Linked DNA regions of Mus musculus: region 2 is linked to region 1. A link is a loop called in an ENCODE intact Hi-C map of the cell type or tissue named here. Cell type or tissue: heart. All regions are shown on one strand. Each heading gives the region's core, and the rest is flanking DNA. Links, peaks and the distances in the headings are about the cores only.

The links. A loop is a pair of places that touch in the nucleus more often than their neighbours do. Peaks named below come from ENCODE experiments on the same cell type or tissue, not always from the same donor. Only the 100,000 strongest peaks of a DNase experiment are listed, where the experiment ranks them.
Region 2: it touches region 1 in a loop (8-fold over the local background); 1 of 42 quality-filtered maps calls a loop at or near these places.

Annotation. Positions count from the first base shown.
Region 1 is chr10:42,677,499-42,680,416 of GRCm38, reverse strand. It overlaps Ostm1 (osteopetrosis associated transmembrane protein 1), which reads right to left and starts at 1,501. Exons shown (of 6, transcript NM_172416.3): 1 at 1,020-1,501. The coding sequence starts at 1,433. In heart, for the core only: a CTCF peak has its summit at 1,596; a DNase peak (open chromatin) is centred at 1,506; H3K4me3 peaks cover 1,854 bases; H3K27ac peaks cover 1,455 bases.
Region 2 is chr10:42,502,761-42,505,678 of GRCm38, reverse strand. The region is part of intron 1 of Snx3 (sorting nexin 3); the gene reads right to left. Among named protein-coding and RNA genes, the nearest start is that of Snx3, 2.2 kb to the right of the region's middle. In heart, for the core only: a CTCF peak has its summit at 1,444 (motif pointing right); a DNase peak (open chromatin) is centred at 1,168; H3K4me3 peaks cover 1,025 bases; H3K27ac peaks cover 499 bases.

The DNA of each region.
Region 1 (2,918 bases), core at 95-2,594:
CAGGGCGACAAGAAACTTCATCACAAATAAATACATTAATTAAATTAAAATAGAATGAAAAGACTCCCTAAAAACAGCTTATTTAATGTAACTGCTCAAAATCAAATACAACGCTGCATATTAAAGTCATAGAGAAAGGAGCGAATCTGAAAAATACTGCATGCACTCCTATTTAAACTGCCTTGAAAGCCAAATCTTTCCACAAAGAGTGACTCTGGACTTTACTTAATGCAAATGAATGTCCCCATTTACAAAAAAAAAAAAAATCTGCTTAGTAACATTAGGCTAGATTAAAAACAAGATACACCTATTGACATTTCTATTTAGTTTAGTCAATTACGACCTCTAAAGCAACTGAAGCCACATTTTTCATGAGACTACTTGGCCCCTCAGGACGCAAGAACCATTTCCACCCCCAATCCCTGTGTCCTCCTTATTTTTCCTTTACCAGGCAACCCTGTGACTCTCACGGTGGCCGACACCGTAATCCTTTCCTAATTTATACAGTTCTTAGAGGCAAAGACTGTGTCTTCCTCTTTTGGTTTGCCTTCATTAAGTCCTTCACATTACCTTCCAAGTGACCAGGAAAGCTCTCGAGTTACAGAGAAGGCAGACTATCCTAAAATGGCAACTCACCGACCACGAACTATTACTGTATGTCGCTTTGTGTGGCCTCTCTTTGTCCCCACTTTCCGGATGAGAAAACAAGCAGAGAATGTCACTAACTTGCCAGAGAACAAGCTGATAAACAGGATGGAACCGAACTCAATACTTTGAAAAATAATAAAGGTCACACTGATAGAAACTGGTGGCTCTGGGTATGTTCGCTGCAATGTTCCAGCAAACCTGTCCCAAGAAGATGCCGGCTTACAGCATCCAGGGGGACAGCATTCCAAGCCATAAGCCCCTAAAGTCACCCGCTTGTTTCTGATACCCTAACTCCACAGACCGTCCAATGCCGTTTCCTTACTTTCCCAACCCCCCCCCCCCCCAGGTGCCGAGGCTGCTCCTCTACCCACCCCGATGTTTCGGCTGATGTTGTCCATCTTGATTGCGACCTGTTGGAAGAGCGGGTAGCAGGTCTGGCAGAGGCGCACGGGCCGAGCGCTGCGCACCATACAGGCGGTCAGCTCGGCGCTGCTATTGGCGAAGTCCATCAGCAGCTCCCGGCACTCAGGCTCCAGATCCGGCAGGTCCGGAGGTAGCAGTGACAGCGGCCCTAGACCTCCGCCCTGCAGCAAAGACAGGGTCAAGTCCTGCACCTCCAACAGCTGCTGCTCCGACAGCAGGTCCGCAAAGCCTGGGTGCCGACTGCTGGTGAAGGGGAGCGCGCACAGGGCGCACCTCCACCGCAGCAGCTGCAGCAGCAGCAGCGCCGGCAGCCACCGCCACGGCCACCCGCTACTGCGCGCCAGCTCCGCGTCCCGAGCCATCCCCGGGCCGGACTGTAACAGATAGCTCGCCCGGTGCTTCCGACAGCAGCCGCTTCCGGCTTCGGCCGGCGCAGGCCCTGAGTGGAGTCACGAGGTGAGTGCGTCACGGCCCCGCCCACCTGCCTCCGGAGGCGCGCGGGTGTGAGCGCGCCCCGCTTGGAGGTCTGTAGAGCTGCTGCAACCCCAGTGCATCCCAGGCCTCCGTCTTGCACGCTCTGCACCCTGCAGTTCCCCGCCTTCCATGAGCCTGTGGAGTTTGTTCTGGTTGCTGGAACTCCAGGGAGATGACTGCCGAGTGAGCTCCCAGAAAAACCCAGTAGACTGATGGTTTGGGCAGGTGTTCATTTTCATTGGCTCTGGATTAGTAAAATTTCTTCATCTCCTCTGGAGAGTGGATAACATCCGTTGGCAGTTCTGGTTTTGGAACTTGTGGCTTCAAAAGGCTTGATTGATTGATTTTAATTCTCAACTATCTACCCCGAACAGAACTTCCTGGGGTGATGAATATAGTCCACGTCTTAGTTAATAGGGAAGCCACTACCCACATGTAGCAGCTGAACCCTTGAATTGTAGCTACTACGATGATAGAACTAATTGTCCAATGTCACTTAATTTAAATATAACTATCTGACTAGTGACACCTGTGTACGGCTCGGATCTGGGTGTAGTGTTTTAGCGCAATAGAAATCCTACCTAATACATACACTTGAGCATACCCCACTATGTTATTATTATATATTCTATATTATACGATTATTATACCATATATTACATAACATATTGTAACATAATATGTAATATTAATATATAACATGTAATATGTGACACGTAGCATTTTATGATATGTTGTAATATGTTATATTGTATATTATGTAATGTATAATATATGTTATGATAATAAATATGTATACATTATATAATATTAATACATATAGGTATTTTTCTTCTTGGAGACAAGCCTCATGTAACTCAGGCTAGTTCTCTAACACACTAAGAAACATGTTTGCGCTATACCAGAGAATGGCCTTGAAATTCTGATCTTCCTGCCTCCCTGCTGAAAGTGCCACCATGTACCCCCATTGCCAGGTGTTTGTGGTGCTGGAGACCAAACCCAGGGCCTGGTGTGTGCTAAGCAAGCAAGCATTCTGTCAACCCAGAGACATGAGAGAGAGAGAGAGAGAGAGAGAGAGAGAGAGAGAACCATAATAACAAATCAAAAGAAAGCCTATTAATAAGTCATTGCAGTAGACACTGGAATAAAGCAAGAGGCCAGGATATAATGTGCTCAAGAGTAGGATGTGAGGGGTGGGGACATCCATGTAGAGACAGAGGTATGGGGAGGAGGTACGGGATGTGGATCAGTCGGAGAGTTGGGGGGGGTAATAAAATATGGAGTGTAAAATAATTAATTAATTAATTAAAAAGAGAAAGAAAGAAAAAAAAGAATAGGATAGGAAAAAAACCATTGTAGGGCCATCCAGCAAG
Region 2 (2,918 bases), core at 308-2,807, 170 kb after region 1:
ATTACCCTGTGAATTGGAGCAATTTCAATCAGTCCCTATAAAACTGAACATTTTCTCAAGGCTAGAATTAGAGTTTAACTGTAAGATAGTTTAAAGGCCCAAACTCTGAAAAATAAAATGGCTTCCTCCATGGTAAATACAATGGCGAAAGGCAAGCAGTGGAAATGAGGGAGAGTATCAACAGTTTAGAATAGCAATAAACAAAATTTGTTCTACCTTCCCTCCTATCCTGGAACTACACAGACCAGCCTGCCTGCCTCTGCCACTCAAGTACTGGGATTAAAGGCATGAGCTACAACCCATCCTACCTTCATACAAGATCATCATTACTCACAAATATCGTATGCTGCTTAAGTAAAGCCTAGTGTCTTACTACATGGTGTCCTGAGTTTTCTCTCAGTCAATACATTATATACTAAGAATAACTCCAACATTTTCTAAGCATTAGAACCTCAATTATGTTTTATTGTTGGAGGCTGGAGAGATGGCTCAGCCATTAAAGTCTAGGCTTAGAACCAAAAATATAAGAGTTTAGTTCCCAGCACCCATGGCTGTCTCTCCAGCCACACACACACAAAAAAAAAAAAAAAAAAAAAAGAAAAGAAAAAAAGAAAAAAGAAAGAAAGAAAAAGAAAGAAAGAAAAAAAGAAAGAAGAGAAAAAGAAAACAATGTTTTATTGTTGGGTACCATACTTCTAATTAACATACAACACTCACTAACATACAACCAACTGCCTCATAATAAAAAATAAGCCGGGCGTGGTGGCACACACCTTTAATCCCAGCACTCGGGAGGCAGAGGCAGGTGGATTTCTGAGTTCGAGGCCAGCCTGGTCTACAGAGTGAGTTCAAGGACAGTCAGGGCTACACAGAGAAACCCTGTCTCGAAAAACCAAAAAGAAAAGAAAAAAAAAGAAACAAGAAAAAATAAAGCAGAGTAAGTATACAGTTTATTTAATTATCTAACTCACTAATCACTCTTAAAAAGGACTGTTTTCTACGTCCGGAGCCAGGCCGTTCGTTCATAGTTATATCCCAATGTCATATTCACTCTTTGGAAATAAAGGCTCGAGTATTTTAGGAAAGAGTCATCTACTAGGATCCCTTAACGACTACTCAGCAAGATAAGCACTGACTCTCCTTATGTGGAGGAAGTGAGGGCGGATCCAACTCAACTGGGACAGGAAGCAGTAGCCATGGAAGTTCAGAAACAGGAATACCAAGTTTCATGCTAACACAGGGAAAAACATGCTGGTGAATAAAGGCAAAAGAGGAAGTTCTTTTTTGTGACAGGCCATATATTAATGACAAAAATCATCCCCAAAGCTAAAAAGAAAAAAAAAAATCACCTTTTAAAAATTTTATTAGGTTTTTTTTTTTTTTAAAGTATGAATGTCTATGTGCCACGTGTCTGAAGGTGCTCAAAGGGACCAGAAGAGGGCATTGGAACTCCTGAACCTGCAGTGAGAGGTGTGTGAGCCACGTTATGTGGGTGCAGGGAACTGAACTCAAATCCAAATCAATTAAGTGTTCTTGAGCACTGAGCTGTCACCCTAGCACCGAAAATTATCCCCCTTTAAAACAGGCTTGGGTAAGAATTTATTTCCCTAGGTCCACGGAAGCCTGAATTTTGCAATCTTCAGAAAACAAGATACTAATTTGGCTCATGTTTTACACATCTATACAGTTCAATGAGTAGCCTGAAAAACCAGGCCATTTAAGCTTAATATCTCAAAAGTTTGATGATCCAAAGACAGAGAGACACACAACTTTTAATTCCAGCAGTTGGGGCCAGCCTGGTCTACATAGTAAATTCAAGGCCAGTCAGGAGCCTACATATGAGATTCTATCTCATAGGGGAAAAAAGTTTGATTAGTTCAACCATTCTTTAAAAGTGTGTAAGTTTCACAAGCTAAATATATACAGCACTCCTGGGCCGTACAACTTAAAAATGACTAGGATGGCAAATTCTGTTTACCACACAAAAAGTGCTTACTTTAATAAGAAATTCCTTCACATAAAAGCTAATGTTAAGCTGGGCGTGGTGGCGCATGCCTTTAATCCCAGCACTCGGGAGGCAGAGGCAGGCGGATTTCTGAGTTCGAGGCCAGCCTGGTCTACAGAGTGAGTTCCAGGACAGCCAGGGCTATACAGAGAAACCCTGTCTCGAAAAAAAAAAAAAAAGGCTAATGTTAACAATGATCATGAGTCCTCTAAGGCCAAAATTCTCATGGTTACTATTTAATATTTAATTTTTAGCAATGAATTAATTTAATAAGTTTTTTTTTCAAATGTGGAAAAACCCTTCCATCCTGCTCTACAGAGTAAAAAAAGCAGTACTTTCATTTAGTGTCCCTCGAATCATCTAAATTACTTACTGCCAAAACCCCATTAGTTATGGGATTCTAAGAGTACGTTTCTACTTCACCCTATTCCTTTTTTCAGTTGAAGTGAAAAAGCTAAAGCCAGACACTTAGATGAGTAGGGTTCCCTAGTCCCGGGCAGTTGCTTTTTTGGACACTGAGGAAGATGACATTCCACACACCTAGGCCTTCAGCAGGACAGCCAAGCATGCTAAGGTCAACCATTTCTCATCGCTGCTAACCGCTTGGTTGAGCCCTACCACAAAAATCTGACGCGCTCCCGTGAACTCGCCATCAAGTTCTGCTCACAGACGTGTACGGCCCAGGATACTCTTACTGTAGCTTGAGACAGGCCTGGAAAGAGCAGCTAAGCTTGGCTTCACTACGTCTTGGTAAGCGTCCAGGAAAAAAAAAAAAAAGAGACAGGGAGGGAGAGAGGGCTTCAACTTTGCGCACACACGCCCCCCTCCCCCTTTCTTCCTCAGTCACACCTAGCTCTCTTTTCGGAGAACAGTGTTCTCGAAAGATCTACCTCTTCAACTCAAATGTCAAGCC